Linked DNA regions of Mus musculus: region 1 is linked to region 2. Evidence: chromatin loops called from intact Hi-C (ENCODE). Cell type or tissue: left cerebral cortex. All regions are shown on one strand. Each heading gives the region's core, and the rest is flanking DNA. Links, peaks and the distances in the headings are about the cores only. Region 1 holds the start of 1700084D21Rik (RIKEN cDNA 1700084D21 gene). Region 2 holds the start of Gpx8 (glutathione peroxidase 8 (putative)).

Evidence for each region. A loop is a pair of places that touch in the nucleus more often than their neighbours do. Peaks named below come from ENCODE experiments on the same cell type or tissue, not always from the same donor. Only the 100,000 strongest peaks of a DNase experiment are listed, where the experiment ranks them.
Region 1: it touches region 2 in a loop (5-fold over the local background); 12 of 42 quality-filtered maps call a loop at or near these places.

What each region holds. Positions count from the first base shown.
Region 1 is chr13:113,134,224-113,145,443 of GRCm38, forward strand. 1700084D21Rik (RIKEN cDNA 1700084D21 gene) reads left to right here and starts at 1,853. Exons shown (of 3, transcript NR_131045.1): 1 at 1,853-2,046; 2 at 2,424-2,529; 3 at 9,639-9,789. In left cerebral cortex, for the core only: a CTCF peak has its summit at 5,580; no DNase peak of the experiment used is centred there.
Region 2 is chr13:113,042,793-113,050,792 of GRCm38, forward strand. All of the region lies in intron 2 of Cdc20b (cell division cycle 20B), which reads left to right. Gpx8 (glutathione peroxidase 8 (putative)) reads right to left here and starts at 3,596. Exons shown (of 3, transcript NM_027127.2): 1 at 3,380-3,596; 2 at 2,640-2,901; 3 at 1-507. The coding sequence starts at 3,583. The coding sequence ends at 344. In left cerebral cortex, for the core only: CTCF peaks have their summits at 3,866 (motif pointing right) and 5,067 (motif pointing right); DNase peaks (open chromatin) are centred at 3,623, 3,888 and 5,136; H3K4me3 peaks cover 1,399 bases.

The DNA.
Region 1 (11,220 bases), core at 1,667-9,666, 93 kb after region 2:
TACCCCCTTCCCAATAGACGTCCCACATCAGATCTGTCTTATGGTGTGACTTTATGGCACTCAATGCATAGATCATAACGGTAATCATCATTATCAGCCAGTTAAGGGTTTTCAACAGGCAACTGATCTGTATTTGGTAAAGAGGGACTTCTTGTGGCACCAACCAGAGGCAGTGACACCTCCAGTGTCTGTTATAATTCAAGTATAAGGGGCAGCAGTCTACTGCAGTGGCAATGTGGGAGATTAGACATGGTCAGAGAGCAGCACTTCGTAGGAATACCCAATTCTAACCTAGAGTGAAGGATGGATATGTGTTAGAATGGATGGTAGAAACTCACATTAGAAGAGAGGCTGCACACTTCCCAGCTGCAGACATGATCAGTTGGGAACTTTTGTGTAGGTCAGAATACCTGACTACAGAGAGGAAAGGAATAGATTAGAGGCATTAGAATCAGTTTGGTTATTGATGATGGGTTCCCACCAAGTAGACATGGAAGATCTGATGCACGTCGTCAGGATGGAGTGGGCTGAGCGGAGAATGTGGAAGGCCATGGGCTCCTGTGTTTCTGCCAGAGTTTAGGTCATCACTGTTCTTTTCTGTCAGTAAAGGATGGTGTGGGAACAGGCTTTCCCCACAAAGTGGTGGTGGAAAAAGGGTCCACGCAATTCACTGACTTTCTGAACTGTGGGCTTAGATTGAACTTTGACATGAGAACAGACTTTGATGGGGTTCTCACCAAATTCATTTGGTTAGAGTTTGGTCAGTTAGATGTGGTCTAGGCCAAAATGTACCGTGTGGTGGGTTTTTCTAGGTAACAGAGTGCTCTCCCCAGCCTCTCAGCACACAACACAGTAGCACATCCTTTCATGTCACCACCTAAACCACCCGCTTGCTGCTGCTTCTGCTCTGTCTCTGGGACAGTCACTCATTTCTAGCTTCGTGTAGTCACTGCATTAAGATTTAGGTCATAAGCTATACATGTCATCTATGTAACAGTGTAATTAGATGATTTTAGGTATATTGCATTATTAATTTAAATACTAGATAGATTATAAAAATGCCCTTTTAAACCATGTTACTAATGACTTCAATAGTATCAAATAGAGGCATAACATCTCAAATTCTCACTGCTACCTTTCTAAATCTTTCTCATCACTTCCTATCAGAAACTCTAGAACTGTAAGGCAAGAAATGCCCTTCTATTCTCCCTTCCGCTCAGCATCTGGTGACCTTTATTCTGTGTCAATGGGTTTGCCTGTTTAAATGTTTCAAAGGAGTCGAATCAAATACCACTCATCCTTTTGACTGCTTTGTTCTGTTGGTATAGTATTTTTAAGGTCCATTCTTGTTGCAGCCTGCATCAGAATGTATTCTAATTGTTGAATAATGCACCACCGTTTACCCATTCACCTGCTGAAGGTGTCGGGCTGTTCTCAATTCCTGGCTACTATCATTGCTTCACAGGTCTTTGCTTGCATTCCTTTGAGTGTGTACTCAGGAGAAAATGGCTGAGCCATGTGTTTCCATTCTCTTGAGTGTTTCCAAGGAATTTTCTCATTACTAGAAAACTTTAGACCCTAGGTTAGTCTTCCTTCTCTACTACAATTTCTGCCTTCTTTCTAGGTGGCTCAGTACCTGTGCAGTGCCCTGCCCTCTCAATTCCTTGAACCCATCTTCTTCATGTTAGCTTTTTACCTTCATAATATTTCCCTCTCTGACTCCAGTCCATCTACCTTGGCTGTCCCCTAAGTCCACTCTAACCAGGGTTTCATTCCATCATTACACAAAATGGCTGATGTCAAGGCCACAGAGGCACATTGTGATGGTCTATATATGCTCGGCCCAGGGAGTGGCACTACTAGAAGGTGTGGCCTTGTTGGAGTAGGTGTGTTACGATGGGTGTGGGCTTAAGACCCTCATCCTAGCTTCCTGGAAGTGAATATTCTGCTAGCAGCCTTCAGGCCCTGATGGAAAAGGCCATGGATTGATGGAAACTGCAAGGAAGAGAATCCACTCAGCTCAGGAGATAGAGGAATTGGAAACAGGTTAGGAGAAATTGCCTCCACTGAAGTACAAGAAGGGATGAGGACTGACTAAAACCCCAAACACAAATCAAACACAAATAGGTCAGAGAAGACAGCCCAGGTGCTGTGGAATAGATGATGTGAACCAAATAGTGCCGTGGCAAGGCTTATAATAGAGGAATGGTCATGGCTATTACCTATTTGGTCTAGGGAGAGCGTGGGTATTTCCCCTAGCTTGCAAGTGGTACCCATCCTGTACGCCAACCCTGCCTGGAATCATTTCCAAATCACAATCTTTGCCAGATGCAAAACTGGCTTCTCCTTTATTGTGACTGATGTGGGTGTAGTCTGAGTCGCCAAATAAGTAGAGTCTAGGGTGACTGAATCCTGCTTTTCAGTGATTATAGAGGAGAAGAACTCTGAAGTCCCTCCTTCCATGCCTTCCTCAGTGCCCAGAGACCAGGAACTGGAGCCTAAGATGACACACCTCTGTAGTCCCATAAGGTAGCTGAATATTTCATTTCTCAAACATGTAGCTTAGTGTTTTCTCTACCCCCAAATAATTATGTGTTTGTTTTATTTTTTTATGCACCTAAACATAATATTTAGCTTATAAGATATGGCATTTTTATCTGTCAAAAGTCCCTGAGTTGGTAAAATTTGATAACTAAATGACGGTATGGCCTAGATGATGGATATATATGGATTCTGTATTATTAAAACATATAGTCCACAACGGTTTTGATATGCTGTCTATATTTCAATTGAACTTCTGCCAGAAGCAATCTTAAAATGTAGTTTTGTCACTTATATCCAGAAATATTATTCATTGTGGCCATATCCATAATAATCATAATGAGTTACATGAAAAAAATTGAAATCCAGTTTACTAATTTTAAATGTCTATTCTGTTATTTAGACTTTTTAAGAGGTAGCTGTGATGGCTGATTTTTTTCCCTAAACGAGCTTAAAGAAATAGTTGGGCATATTTGGCTTTTTAGAGTATTTATACTGAAATATAGTTGTAGCTTTGTGGTCCTATACTGAGACATTTGAAAGCCCAGCTGTTGGGCAGGAAGTCAAAGCTACATAGATGTTTCAGCTTGATACATTGAATCTAGCTACAGCAAATGTCTGAAGCTGAAAACCACACACCCATATTACAGGTGATAAGATTAATTACTTGGGGGCCCCCAAGGGCAGATGATTTGGATTACTGTTTTTGCTTTGCACATCTGATCACTTTATAATAATTTTTATAGATTGCATGTAATTACTTTTCTTTCTTTCTTTTTTTATTTATTTTTTTATTAGGTATTTTCCTCGTTTACATTTTCAATGCTATCCCAAAAGTCCCCCATACCCACCCCCCAACCCCCTACCCACCCACTCCCCCTTTTTGGCCCTGGGGTTCCCCTGTACTGGGGCATATAAAGTTTGCAAGTCCAATGGGCCTTTCTTTGCAGTGATGGCCGGTAATTACTTTTCAAGGATTGTATCTGATAACACCGTGATTTGAACGTTTACTCAATTTTGTGTGCGAGAAACTCAGTTCTCGAAGCAATTGTATCAAGAAGTGGAACACACTGGAGGATTGGTTATCACAAGAGTAACCATTGCTTCTCTTGGGAGTGGGTTCCCGAAGGAAGGTTAAGTTTCGCCCTCATCTATCCTGCGTGTGTTCCCTTCTCCTTCTGCCCTCTCCTGTGGATGATAGGCCAACGGATGAGGATCCCTTGGCTTTAGACTCCAAGCCTCAGGAATTCTGAGATTACAGCAGCAGAAAACAAACCAGGGCAGAAAATGATATTGAAGGTCAGAATGTTTTTATACAAATGCCTGATAGGGAGAGGCCAATTTGTGACTGAATACTGATGAGAAGGCTGGGAGAATTTAGAGCAGTGCTTCTCAACCTTTCCAATGCTGCAGCCCTTTATTTAATACAGTTTCCAATGCTGCAGCCCTTTATTTAATACAGTTTCCAATGCTGTAGCCCTTTATTTAATACAGTTCCTAATGGGGCAACCCTTTAAAACAGTTCCTCATGTTGTGGTGACCTCAACCATAAAATTATTTTTTGTTGCTACTTTGTAACTGCATTTTCACTACTGTTATAAATTGTAATGCAAATATCTGATTTACAGATGGTCTTTGGTGACCCCTCTGAAAAGATTGTTTGACCCCCAAAGGGGCAATAACTCACAGGTTGGGAACTACTGATTTAGAGGATCAGGGCAGAGGAGCCTAGATCACTGGATCCCACAGTACAGGGTGATGCTGGTAAGGGCAGAGAAAAAGAGAACTGTAGGAAAAGCCTGAAACTTCTTAGAGATGATGACAGTGGCTGTGACCAGAATGTTAGTGGGAAAGTGGGTGGCAGGATCATTCTGCCAATGCCTCAGAGGGAACTGAGGAAGTAGGAAGTAGAGTAAAGGTCCTGTTGTCACACGGGATGAAAGCAGGTCCTAGGTCTTTGACAAAGGCAGAACTTAACAGTGACAAAGTAGGATATTTGGCATAAACATATCTAAGCAGCAAAGGGTCTGAGGTGCAGCATACCTTGGCTGCTTGCAGTAAAATGAGAGAGAAATACTTGAATGACATAATTTTTAACTAAAAGGAAAGAAGAAAGTAAAACACTTGAAAAGTTTCCCACCTGAGCCAAGTTGTGTTTGGGAGAATGAGCTAAAGGTTGGCGGGGGGACCTTTTGCTAAAGAGATAATCGTGGGTAGAGGGGGCCATGGGTGATGGGAAGGAGCTCTGAAAGTTATTTACAGGTCTTCAAGGCTGCCTCTGTGGTCAATGGACCAGAGCAGGGCTTAGATCAAGACTGCCACAGGGGTATCCTTGGCTCCTTATCATTTGGTGCCTTGGGACTCTGCTCCCTTGACCTTGACATTGCCATCCTCAGAGCTGCAGCCATTTCTGTTAGCATTCTTTCTAAGCCCCACCCAGCAGTTACCTGGCAACAGCCAGGTAGGCCTGGCTTGCTGTAAAAGGGGCTGTTTGCCCCCTCCTTGCTCTCTCTGCTACTTCTCTCTCCCTGATTCTCTTCTCTCTCTGACTCCTTTCTCCCTCTCCCTCTTTCTCCCTCTGCCTCTTTCTCCTGCCCCACATCTTTCTCTGTCTCTACTCCCTTCTCAATTCCCCTTCCCGTGTCCCTAACCCTTCATATGGCTGGTACCTCAGGGGGAAGGGATGCCTCAGCATTGGCCCACAGAGGCACCCATCCCATCTCACCATACTACACTCTATCAAACATATCCTGGCTCCTTTTTTTTTTTTTTTTTAACATAGCAGACAGATTCAGTCTCTGTTTCTTATAAGTCATTCATTCTTTGGTTTGCTCTAGCTGCAGCTCAAAGAGACCAGGGTGATACTTAGTTAGGCCTCTGCTCTGGAGGATAAAAGTGTTGCGTGATGCTAATTATGTAGACTTAGAGAGTTCTTAAGCTTTAGGCCCTGGCTAGGCTGTTTATCCTTTAGCCACAGGCTTTTTAAAAAAATTTTATTTTTACACAATTTGAATAGTTGATATTTTGGGTAATGGGGACACCTACTGTTTATTTTGAGGAAGTCAAATTTCAGTCCTTTGACTCTCTCTCTGTGTTTTATAACAGTGAGAATATAAATTTTGGTAGATGGAATAAGGCTGATGTAGGGTTATTTATAAAGTTGTAGACTGTTAGGATGCCAGAGCCTTAGGGTATTTAGAAATCATGTTTTAAAGTTGCATCCTTTCAATGTAGTAGCTGCTACTCACGGGAGTAAATACAACTGGACAATGAGAATTAAAGATCCAGTCCCTGCTGGGAGGTCACTTGTGAGTGGGGCTCCCACACCGGGCAGCGCAGACACAGAACACATTTATTTCTTCAGAGACACTTACTTTGTAGTGCTGTAATAGAGTCTTCCAGATCAGTCTCTTTGTTTTGAAATAAGAAAACAAAGCTCAAAGAAGAGACCCACCAAACTAGGCTCTTGGAGTTGTCACTTCTTGCCTGATGCCACCAGGATACTTTCTAATTAAGCTCATGCCATTGTGTGTGGGGGGGGTGGGGTAGGGCAGTTTCAACCTCCCACTCCCGAAGATCACGGTCATGTGACATGTGGCTACCAATTTTCAAATACCTTTTAAAAATATTTATTTTATATTTAGTTATGTGTGTATCTGTGTGATTTTTGTTTTGTTTTGTTTTGTTTTGTTTTTGGAGACAGGGTTTCTCTGTGTAGCCCTAGCTGTCCTGGAACTCACTTTGTAGACCAGGCTGGCCTCAAACTCAGAAATCTGCCTGCCTCTGTCTCCCGAGTGCGGGATTAAAGGTGTGTGCTACTACCGCCTGGCTGTATCTGTGTGATTATGTGCGTGTGTGAGTTGCAGGTGTCCATGGGGTCCAGGAGAACTTGCCAGATCTTCTGGAGCTGGAGTTATAGGAGGTTGTGGTCTGGTCTTCTACAAGGGCAGTATTGTTCTTAACCATTGAGATATCTCTTCAGCTCCTATATATATATAATATCCATGGAAGCCTCGCCTTCTCTGAGGAGAAAGGGGGGGGGGAGGAATGGGAGAAAGGGTAAGAGAGGGAAGGACTGGGTGAAGAGGAGGGAGGAGAAGCTATAATGGGGATGTAAAATAAATAAACTAATGATTGAAAAAGGAAAAAAAAATGTCTTAGGGTTTTACTGCTGTGAACAGACACCATGACCAAGGCAACTCTTATAAAAGCAACATTTGATTGGGGCTGGCTTACAGGTTCAGAGGTTCAGTCCATTATCATCAAGGTGGGAGCATGGCAGTATCCAGGCAGGCATGGCACAGGCAGAGCTGAGAGTTCTATGTCTTCATCCAAAGGCTGCTAGTGGAGGACTGACTTCCAGGCAACTAGGGTGAGGGTCTTATGGCCACACCCATAGTGACACACCTACTCCAACAAGGCCACACCTCCAAATGGTGCCACTCCCTTGTCCAAGAATATACAAACAATCACAAATATTAATCCCAGCACTTGGGAGGCAGAGGCAGGCGGATTTCTGAGTTCGAGGCCAGCCTGGTCTACAAAGTGAGTTCCAGGACAGCCAGGGCTACACAGAGAAACCCTGTCTTGAAAAAACAACCCCTCCCAAAAAAACCAACAACAACAAATATTAAATCAAGAGTAGTGATGCATGGCTTGCAATCCCAGCACATGAAAGGCAGAAGAAAACAGATGAGAAGTTCAAGGTCAACTTCTGCTACATAGCCAATTCAAAGTTCGCCTGGGCTGCGCGAGACTTTGTTTTCAAACCAACCAAACACACAAACCACAGAACCAAGTAAATCATAAAGTAGATGCATGCCCAGGCTTCTCTGGATGGCACGCAGTACAGACGTATGTAAGTTCAGGGATACTAAATCCATGGTTCTAGCCTTGCCGTTCTTGCAGATACAGAGATCCAGTTAACAGTCAGAGGATTCATGGCCAGTTCTTGGGCTTCTTAAAAGGTAGAATCTAGATTCTCATGATTGAAGTGAGACTGCAGTGTAGAGAACGGAAGTGTAAAAGAGTTGGCGGTATTTGACCTGCTCAAAGGTTAGAAGCAGGAATTTGACAGTGCTCCATGCCAGCATCCTGAAGGGACGAGAGGAAGGAGGAATGGCTGGAACAGGGACTCTGAGTAACTGATATCATGAGCCACAGTTCCTCCTTGCTTTATAGGCTTTGCCTGTAAGATCTTCTTCATCCATTGGTTTATTCGTTCATTTCTGAGCTCCGGTTGTAAGAGCTCTCGGAACACCCTTTAGTTATTGACTGACAGTAGGTTGTAGTCACTTTATGCCCTCTCTGATTAACTCCAGGTGCCCTCTATTGTCTCTCGGTCTGAGCCCAGGTTCCTGCAGTGATAATCTCTTCATGAGGCTTCCTCCTCTCTCCTAACACACTCTCTGAATTTTCCCTTAGTACTTCTTTGGATCTTCTTTTAGAGAAGACTTTTCCTTTCTGCTTTAGGAGAGAACAAATCTAAGAGAGTTGGTGTAATGACTATATATGTACTCTGTTGTTTGTGGTATGGAAATGTGTGTGGTGTGTGTGTGTGTGTGTGTGTGTGTGTGTGTGTGGTGTGTGCGTGTAGATATGTGGATACAGGCAGATGGAGGCCAATGGTTGATATTAAATATCTTCTTTTATTGTCTTCTGCCTTGCTTTGTCAAGGCAAAATCTCTCAGTGAACATGAAGCTCATTGGTTGACAAATTCTGGACCACTTCTGCCTTATTCATTAATGTCTTGCTCAGATCTGCCATGCCTGGGTACTGGGGATCTAAACTCAGTCCTCATGCTGAAGTAGCCAGCACCTTATCCACAGAGCCATCTCTCGAGCCACACACAGTAAGGAATTTATAAAATAATATTACACTGAAAAGATCCTGTCTAAATTAAAATTACACTGATGTGAAAATAGGCATTTGAATGGACTTTTCTTTATGTTATTAGATTATGTCTCTAAACTGAATTTGTGCCTTTGTAAAGTGCAGGAAAATATTTTGAGTTTTCTTGTGCTTGATCATTCTGCCAAGCTTCATACTCTTAAATGTTACTTTAAGCAGTGTCTGTAGGAAGGTGGCTGAAAGATTCTTTTTTTTTTTTTTTTTTTTTTTTTGACTTTTCTTTTTTTTTCTTTTTAAATATTTTTATTAAGTATTTTCCTCATTTACGTTTCCAATGCTATCCCAAAAGTTCCCCATAACCTCCCCCCGCCCCCCAACTCCCATACCCACCCACTCCCACTTTTTGGCCCTGGCGTTCCCCTGTACTGAGGCATATAAAGTTTGCAAGTCCAATGGGCCTCTCTTTCCAGTGATGGCCGACTAGGACATCTTTTGATACATATGCAGCTAGAGGCAAGAGCTCCGGGGTACTGGTTGGTTCATAATGTTGTTCCACCTATAGGGTTGCAGATCCCTTTAGCTCCTTGGGTACTTTCTCTAGCTCCTCCATTGGGGGCCCTGTGATCCATCCAATAGCTGACTATGAGCATCCACTTCTGTGTTTGCCAGGCCCCGGCATAGTCTCACAAGAGACAGCTATATCAGGGTCCTTTCAGCAAAATCTTGCTAGTGTGTGCAATGGTGTCAGCGTTTGGAAGCTGATTATGTGATGGATCCCTGGATATGGCAGTCTCTAGATGGTCCATCCTTTTGTCTCTGCTCCAAACTTTGTAACTCCTTCCATGGGTGTTTTGTTCCCAATTCTAAGAAGGGGCAAAGTGTCCACACTTTGGTCTTCGTTCTTCTGGCTGAAAGATTCTTGGACAAATTACTTCTGACAAGGTATGAACATGATTGTTGATTATAGACAGTCATCTCTGTACTTACCTGTAGGGAACAAATCACAACACTATCCCCAGCCCAAGAGTGTAGAGTGTACTGTTCTCTTTGCCTCAGTCCAGTTTTGTTTAATATTATTTAAAGGGGGGAAATGTTTCCAGCCTAGCAAGGCTGGCTGTGACCATCTGCCTCCGCTTGAGCGGAGTCACCTGCTGTGCTGCTCTTTTTTTTTTTTTTTTTTTTTTTTTATGTGCCACTACCTGCCTGAGGCCCAACCTGCAGGGAGGCCAAACTGGTTCTCTTCCAGGAATCTTCCAGAGTTAACACCGAGCTGTGATCTTCGCGAGTTCCCGCTAAAAGGCTGAACTATCTACTTCTAAGGAACTTGCTTGGCCAGGGACGGGCCTCCCCTTTTCTTTATAAAGCGTGTTTGCTGACATTAAAATTGAACCTTGAGCAAAAAGCTTGTCTTGGTTCCTTCCTTATCTTGCGCAGCCCAGCCCTTCTCTTCCAGGTTTCCAAAATGCCTTTCCAGGCTAGAACCCAGACCTGTGATCTGCTGGCCGGACACAACACATCACATGTACTTATGATAAATACTAACTTGTAAGTTAGGCACAGTAAGAGATTAGGACGAATAATAATAAAGTAGAACTCTGTAACAGTATCCTTCAGGAACAGTTAAGTGAATGTGGTTTTTTTCTTTTCTCTGGAATTTTCCATATAATGTTTTCTGACCACTGTTGACTGTGAGTGAATAAAACTGCTGAATACAGAACTGTGCACACAAAGTGGTGAGATGCCAAATCTTTTAAGTCCAGACTTCATTTTAGAGAACCTGACCTAAGTTTGAGCTCTGGTAGACTAACAGGCTGGTATCTAGCATTCGTTTCCAAGTTGCCCCCCAACAAAACCTGAGCCTAGCTCCAGTCTCTAGGCTAATCCCCATCAAGAGCAGTTTCCAGGTTACACCCTCAACAAGACTAGTGTCTTCAGGTCATTCCCTCAACAAACCTGCACCCCAGGTTACAAGCCCATCTCTTGCCTAACGACCACCAATGTAGAAGGAACAGAAGTTAAGTTTATGATATGACTCCCAGCACCAGCCAATTATGTTAAAGGACACAGGAGCTTGCCAATTAGATTCTTGCATACATACTCCCTGCTTGCTGCTTACTATAAAGCCTTGCCCCATAAACATTCAGGGCTCCCCCACCCCAAAACTGTCCTTTGTAACAGTGGTGCATTGGGGTGGGGGGACAAGCTAGCTTGAATAGAATAAAGACCTTGCTGTTGCATCAGATTGGCTCTTGTCTGTGTTTTGGGGGGATCACTAACATTTCCCTGGCACTGCAGTGGGGTGCATCGGTCCCTCTGTGTCTCTTAAGGGAGTATGCCTGTGGAGCTCGAGACGTTTGCAGCCAAGGAGTTATCTTCTGTTCCAGAGCTGATGGAAGCATTTCAGGGAAGCTTTACTGAAAAAAAAAAAAAAGTCAAAGCTGGTGAAATTTATAGCCAGGAGCTCAAAGCAATACACCTTGCTGAGGGAAGAGTATTCAACCCTGAAGAGGTGAATTATGGTGGAAAGATTCTATTTCCTTACGGTTTTGGAGGCCAGGCATTGGCTCACCTCAGTTGGTGACCAGCAATTGTGTAAAACTTTGTGAGCACTTTCTCAGGGAAAGCAGACTCACTGTTGCTGGAGCTGTGATCAATCTGAAGAGAAATGGCCCTTACCGTGGTGTTCATTCCGTTGTTATAAAATAATGAGACGGTACGTTGGTCTTCTGGAATGGCTAACACTGATTGTAAACGTCACTGTCATGCCTGTGAGGGATTATCGAGACCAGGTTAGCCGCTGCAGTATCTGTGGGGGAATTACCTAGATT
Region 2 (8,000 bases), core at 1-8,000:
AGAGTTAGTTACTCCAAAAATGGCACCCTCACAGTGTTCCGGGTCCCATGTGGTGTGTGCTTTTCCCACAAGGTTAATCCTAGAGAAAGTTAAGTTGGACAACAGTGAAGGGTATTGGTGACTGAACATTCTAGATTTTTCCTTCTGGTCAATAGAAGTAATATACTTCATCATGGGTTGGCCTCCAAGCCTCTTTCTTCCCTCTATAGGTAACATTTCTATCTTGGGGACAGCCATTACATCTGAGTAGTATAGTAAGATGGCCTTAAACATCTTTTTTGTACCGTATGTTTTGGAATCTAAAACCTCTGTCCTGTTGTACTGGCCTGACTCCACGGTGGTTTCATAGATCCTCTTTCTTTTTAAGAATAATTTGCCCAATCATTTGTGATACATGAGGTCTGATGGCTTCAAGGGGTTCTTCTGGCCTCCAGAACTTCACGACTTGTCCCTCAGGGTTGACCAGATACTTCCAAAAATTCCACCTTGGCTCCTTCTTGGAAGAATCTAAAACATTCAGAATATATTTCCATGAGTGTGATTTTATTTTTTGTTGATAAATTTTCAGTTTTCTTAGCATATGCATAAGTGACAATATTATAACCAGGTATTAGGATTGTCCTAATATCATTAATAACAAGAAGAACAAAATAAAACACCACAGAGAGCAGAGGTCAGAGCTTTAATAATCAGACTTCATAGGTAGCTGTCCTGATCTAGAGTTGAGACATGAAACAAAGTTGTATAGTTTAGATGTGTTGATCTAAAGACATTTTCTCTTTTTGTCTGCTATGTAGCCCAAGCTGCATTTGAACTTATGTTCTTCCCGACTCAGCCCCTTGAATGCTGGGACTCACAGGTGAGTGCCACCAGGCCTAGCAAGACCGAACAAATTTAATCTTTAGTTCTTAATGTTCATGTAGCCCAGGCTGGCCTCAAATTCACTACATAGCTCAGGCTAACTCTGAACTCACTATATAGCCAAAGCTAACCTTGAACTCTTAATTCTCCAAGGCTCCACCTATCTAGTAGTGGGATTCTAGGTGTTTGCTACCACATCAGTCTGTTTTTAACATTTTAAATATATAAAATATTCTAAAGTCCTTGGTAATAGGAGTGTATGAACTGATCTTTCATATTTAATGTACTAAGGTTTCAAATATTGCTATGAATGAAATAGCTGAAAATGGTAGGGGACTTGAGATAACCACTGAAAAACAACAATAGTCTTTTGATAAATCTTAATGTAAATGTTTTCATTTATATAATTCGGGATCTGTGTCCCTAATATTGATGAATATGAGAAAAAGAGATGTTAACTAGGGGTTGGAGAGATAGTTCTGTGGTCAAGAGTGAGTGCCGCTCTTGCAGACGACCTGGGTTGGATCCCCAGCACCCATGTGGTGGCCCACAACTGCCTGTGACTCCAGTTTCAGGTGACTGGGTACCCTCTTCTGGCCTCCTTGGAAACCAGGCACACAAGTACAAAGACATACACGCAGGCAAAACACTCATATACATAAAAATAAAAATATCTCTTAAAAAAGATACATCAACTAAAACTAAAATCATTAAGTCCCGATTCTGTGCCTAGCCAAGCACGCTCAGCATTCAGCTTGTTCTCACAGCCCCCAGAGGTGGGCATTGCTATCCTCAATGTTCTGTGTAGGAGACAAGTGAAGGCCTAAAGTTGATGATTTGTAGCTGGTCAGTGGTGGAGGCAGAGTTGATACCTTCTTCCGGAATCTAGACTTTACCTCTAGGTTCTTACTCTCCTGTCTACGGTCAGTGAGATCTCACATACTGTTTGTCGCATTTTTGGTTATATGAGGTGAGTTAGGTTCCACAAGCTCCCCCCCTTCCCCCCCCCCCCCCCCCCCCGCTCCCAGTAAGAGCTGTAGAGCTGTAGAGCTATAGTGTTTGACAGAGTTCTTGTTAGATTTTACTTGGATGCTTTGCTCAAGAAAGAGTTCCTGTCCTACCTTTTCTGTATACCCCAGAAATAAAAGCCACAGGGTTCCTGTTCATTGTCTTACAAGTGCTTTAGCTTGCTTTAAATAGATGGCCGTGGAAATAGATTCCCGTGGCTACTTTAATTATAGAGGAACCCTCACATGACTGGGTTTTGAAAATAAGTTATTTTGCTTTGGATCTCTGCAAAACCCTGGCAAACTGACAGGTCAACCTTGAGGATAATGACTCAGATAAAGAGGCCACCATAAAAGTAAGCATAAAGACATACTCAGTTAATGATGTGCTGCCATCAGGTATCCCTGAAGTGTGCAGCATTAGTACAAGGCAGGGAGACTGCCCCAAAGGGCAGTTAGATTACTGGAGAGTTGAAGTATCTGGGAAAGCAGGCATGGCCACGCTTCACATTAGGCCTTCACCATGATGGTCACAGGAGTAAAAACATATCAAAGTAGAATTCTTTACCATCCCAGAAGTCAGAACATCGAGTTAGAAAGTGGCAAAGGGCGAGGTTCTGGATCCTTGACAGTTTTATGAAAACTTCCCAGTAAAATAAACGAAATATGAGCTCTAGCCCTAAAAGTATCTATTTATCTTTCTCTATATCATTCATATGTAATGTATGAAATGAGAAGAATGAACAACATTGAGGCAGAGTAGATATTTACCAACAATAAATCTAAACGCAGGTTCTGCTTCCGGCCCTAAAATCTTAATCTTGTGGAAGATGGGGAATGTGACTCCGTAGTTCTGTCTCGCAAAAGATTCTACCTCCTTGCTGGACTTGGGCTCCGATTCTCCAAACTGATTGCACGGAAAAGCCAGGACGTTGAAGTGATAGGGCCCGAACTCCTTGTGTAGCTCCCTGAGAGTCTGGTAACTCTTGTCTGTGAAGCGGCAGTCACTAGCCACGTTTACAACCAGGGAAGCCTCCCGGAAAAAGAAAAAAAGAAAAAAAAAAGACCCACCGGAAAGAGAAGCAAAAGATTAAAAAAAAAATCTTCATACAGCTAAAATCCTAAGCCATTTTGGCAGACTACGAAGTCTGATAGATTCCATATTTTTAGACAGATCCAACTTTATTGAAAACCATAACCCAAATGAATGGTCGAAGACTGTGACAAAGTTTTAGTTAGGTTATGTAAAGAACACTCTTAGTAGCGGGTCTCAAAGCATCTCCTAGATAATACAGCATCGTTTCCTCACAAAAGAGAAGACAGCTTTCGAGAAAAACAGTTGCTTTGTGGAGTGGAAGTTTAAAGCTCTTAGAATTCTGATAACTAAAAGGACCACTAACGATATTACTTTGAAGACTACATTCCAACTTATGGCTGTGCCGAACCCCACTCTATGCTGAGAATAAGTGTCAGGGCCAAGGAACAACAGAAATAAAAGCCGGAAGACTTACTTTGCCTTTGAACTTTTCCAGAGACACGGTCCTTCCTTTGGCATCCTTTACTTCAAAGGAGTAGAAGCTGTTGGTTCTCGGCTTCAGGAATTTTAACTGAAGGAGAAAAAGCATCACGGTGCACAGAACCATAGAGAGCAAAACTGCAAATATCTTTGCTTTGGGCCCGGAACATTTTAATGGGTAGGCAGCGAAAGGCTCCATTTTGGACGATCCTGGGAGTCTCAGCAGGCTGGAATGCAAGGCGGGGCTGAAACTTGAAACCCGCCGAGCTTAAGGAGAGCCGGAAGGGGTTACAGACCCTTCGGCTGCTGAAGAGCAGGAGGACCCTTCCCAGAAGAATCAAACGAAGTCAGAAAATCAAAAAAAAAAAAAAATTGTTAACGTGGCTGCACTTTAACTTTTTTTTTTTTTTTGATAGAAGAATTCTATCGTTTTAGTAGATCCTTAAGACGCCCCCTTCTACGAAAACGTTTTACCAGAAGGTGGTGCTCTTGTAACTTGGAAATGAGTGGTCATCGGGCTGCTCAGCATCCCGTGTGTTCACTGAGCAATAGATTGGCTGTGGAGGACTGAATAACACCCAGAAATGGCTTAGAGTGTAGATTAATGTGGTCTGTTAATATGACGTGTGACCACAAAGAACTTAAAGGTTTTATGTATTTATTGACGTACTATATGAATATAGAGAATATTTATAATAGAGCAACGAAGGCTGGAAAAGATCATCCTATTTATTCTGACGTCATCTAGTGAAGGCAACCAGATGCCAGGAGAAGACAGCAAAAATAGAAAGCCATAAAGGCATAACACCCATTCTCTATTAGAAACCATAGCAGCTATTGTCTTCTTCAATTTTGTCTTTGTCACTGGTGAGATAGTTTACAACATAACATGCACACACACACACACACACACACACACTCACACACACAGAGGCACACATTCACAGGCACACAACTCACATACACAGATACACACACACAGACATCCACACACAGGCACACATATGCAGATACACACAGGTATACATATGAACACACAGGCACAGACATAGGCACATACACACAGGTATACACACATATACATAGGCACACACCCAGATACACCCATATACACATATCCCCATACATACACATATATACACACATTCCCCCCACATATGCACCCTCACACACATAGCCCCTCATATACATATACATACACATACATATACATACACATATATACAATACACACTATAGATATGCCCACATGCATACACACGCACATATATCCCACTGATAAATTTCATGAAATGGTTCTTTACCCACTCTGTAGTCCTGACCATTGCACTTCTGAGACAGCATGGTTCTGACCTATGAAAATGACTCATGGATTCCAAACTGTAGATGAAAAAATCCTGGGCTCTGTATTAAAGCACAACCCTTGCAGCAGAATTCAAATATTTAAATAGCAGAATTCAAGCACAAGCCCCAAATGAAATCCGCAAACCCACATCTGTGCGGACACACTCATTAGCTGCTGTATCTTTCATCTCTTTTCTCTTTGGCTATAGCTCACTACCCAGGGCCTTTGCTCTGAAGAGCATAGTTACTGGGGGTGGACACTGGAGGCAGCTGAGGGCTGCATATCCCCAGCCTCCTTAGGATTTGCCCTGTTTACCACACAGGAAATTCTGGACTAACATGACATCCACTTGGTGGCACTGCACATTTCTAGGAGGTCTAGACGCTGGCTTTCTCTTGCTCCTGGTGCTTTTGAGCACCTGTCCCCAGCTTCTGTTGTGTGTGGGGTTGGGTGTAGTTGAGCAAAGGTAGTTTAGGCTTGAAGTTAGGTAAGAGGATTCAATGGTAGTGTGTACTGGTAATCCCAGCACTGTGGCAGCTGAGGTAGGGGGATCATGGTTCTGTCTCCAGTCAGGGTTACACACAGAGAGCCGGTCTCAAAAATAAAAACAAGAAAAACAAAAAATTAGAAAGCAACCAACTAACCACTACCATTTCCACTACCACCATCACCACCACCTCTTCCTCCTCCTCCACCCCCACCACCATCACCACCACCTCTTCCTCCTCCTCCTCTTCCATCACCACCACCACTATCACCACCACCTCTTCCTCTTCCTCCTCCTCCTCCCCCTTTCCCACTACCACCACCACCACCTCCTGTTCAAAGGACCCGCCTTCCACCATGTCCTTTGTTACTCTTTTGTTACTCAGCCACTCTGGCCTCACTCTCCATTGGGCTGGGACCCTTGAACCTCTTACATTACCTTCACCTAGTCCACCCAAGACCTCTGGACTAAGAATTTTCATAGCCTCCCCTTTAAAAAAAAGATTTATTTTATTTATGAGTACACTGTAGCTGTCCTCAGTCATAGCAGAAGAGGTCATGGGATCCCATTACAGATGGTTGTGAGTCACCTTGTGGTTGCTGGGAATTGAACTCAAGACTTCTAGGTAAGGAGTCAGTGCCCTTAACTGCTGAGCCATCTCTCCAGCCCCCAAGAACTTTAATTCTTTGTAGGATCTCCTCATGATGCATGCATACCACAGCCCCAGAGCCTTACGGGAAGGATGTGTGCCTTGTCTCTGTGGATAAAGTCCTTTATCCAGTTCATCAGGCAATCCAAGTAAATGGATGGGGAACTTGGTCTCTAAACAGTTAACCTATAGAAGAGCTGCTAAAATTTGAAAATTTGAACCATGTGATTCATCCCTTTGTGATAGGGAGCTAGAGTGGTTCCCTCTGTGAGGGTTGCTGGTGCACCGCTCCTCAGACAGGGCCTTTGTATATAAGGTAATACTGTTTTGAGAAAATACACTGGCCTGTTTTCTCCTACAGAGATTCACCAAGTGATCCAGAGTAGAGTGGGTTTGAAAAGGCTAGAGTTCTGCTGTTTAAACTTGCAAGCAATCTCAGCACAAGCCAGCATTCTGAATAAGTAAGCAATCATTTGTGTCTGAGGCACATGTTGGTCTTATATGAAAGTTTGCTGTAGATGGACACTTTTAAAACTATTTAGTTAAATGTTACATCTATCATCATCTATGTATGTTTTGGTGTGTGAATGTATGTGTGTGTGTATATGGATGCATGTATGTATGTTTGTGTATGTGTATCTGAGCATCACTGCACATCTGTAGAGGTCAGGTGACAGCTTGTAGGAGTTGGTGTTGTCCTTCTGCCACGTGGGTCTTGGGGACTGAACTTAGGTTTTCAGGTGTGAGGGCAAACCTTCCTGTGGTTTTATTATTATTATTTGAAATGGGAGTTTGCCATATGTCCAGACTGGCTTTGAGATTGTGGTCTCCTCTGGTCCTCCTGACTCAGCCTCCCGAGAGCTGGCACTACAGCTGGATGCCACCACATCGAGTGCTAACACATCATAATAGCAAGTGCGTATTTCTTGTCAAGGATAAACTTAGGGCCAGTGTGTTTATTTAATGCTCCTTAAGGTTTGGGAAGGTCAAATACTGAAAGCATGGGGTATACATTTCTAGGCAGGCCCAGGATGACCACAGACTTGGCAGGGTTTCCCTGTGCACGATCTGATGTCATCTCCCAGATATTGGGATTTGTCACTTATTTATACATTCTACCTACATTAGGCTCTTCTCAGAAATAGCATGTGCCACACTTACATGTCTTTGCAGAGGGATAATGGCCCAGAAAACTCACCAGTCTTCTTTTAACAGGTGAAGGAAGGTTTTTTTAAGTGGGAGGAAGGGTTGCTGAGATGGCTGGTGGGGAAATTAACGAGTCAACGCGGGATGAAGTGATTGGCATGGTTCATTGGCAACCTCAGTCTTCGAAAAACATGTGATTAAAGTTCCAGTGAAGGAGCCAGCTGTGGACAAACCGAGTTCTGGGGACATGCCAGGAGTGGAAACAGAAGGCAGCAAGGGCGACCCTACAGAAATCTCTCTGTCTCTCTCTGTCTCTGTCTGTCTGTGAGTCTGTGTGTCTGTGTGTCTGTCTGTCTGTCTGTCTCTTTTTCTCTGTCTCACACACACACAATAGGAAGGAGTTAACTCAGCTAAGTTTAAAGAAGTAGTGAACACAGCAAACAAGAACAGAGTTTAACACTTTTTAGCTTCATAACCAGAATCCTTTGATCTGCAGAACACCATACCATTTCTTGGTAATAGGTAAACCACGTTGGTGAGAGACAGTATAGGAGGCAAGATTGCCCCAGCAGTCTGGTGAAGGAGTTCTGCTCACCAGGAGACCTTTAGCTTTCTAAGAAGTTCCTATAAAGGTGGAAAGAGTCTGGGAATAGAGAAAAACAAGAAATCAATTCCTCGTGTCCTGAAACCACTTGTAGGGAGTTGCAGAAAGTCTGCAGAGCAGAAAGTCAAGATAAGTCTTCGTGAAAGCAGTGTTTCCAAACGTGTCAGAAGGACCTCAGGGGATGGATGGAGGCTCAGAATGCCCCAGGAGTAGGCATGGGCAATGAGAACAACAGATACTTCTTATTAGAAAATGAGCAGGATAATTTTTATTTAAACCTTTAAAAATTGATACATAAAACATTAAATTGTACACACATATAGGTCATCAAGGAATGTTTTAACACACAAATATATTGTGTGGTGTTTAGTTCATCTTGTGCATG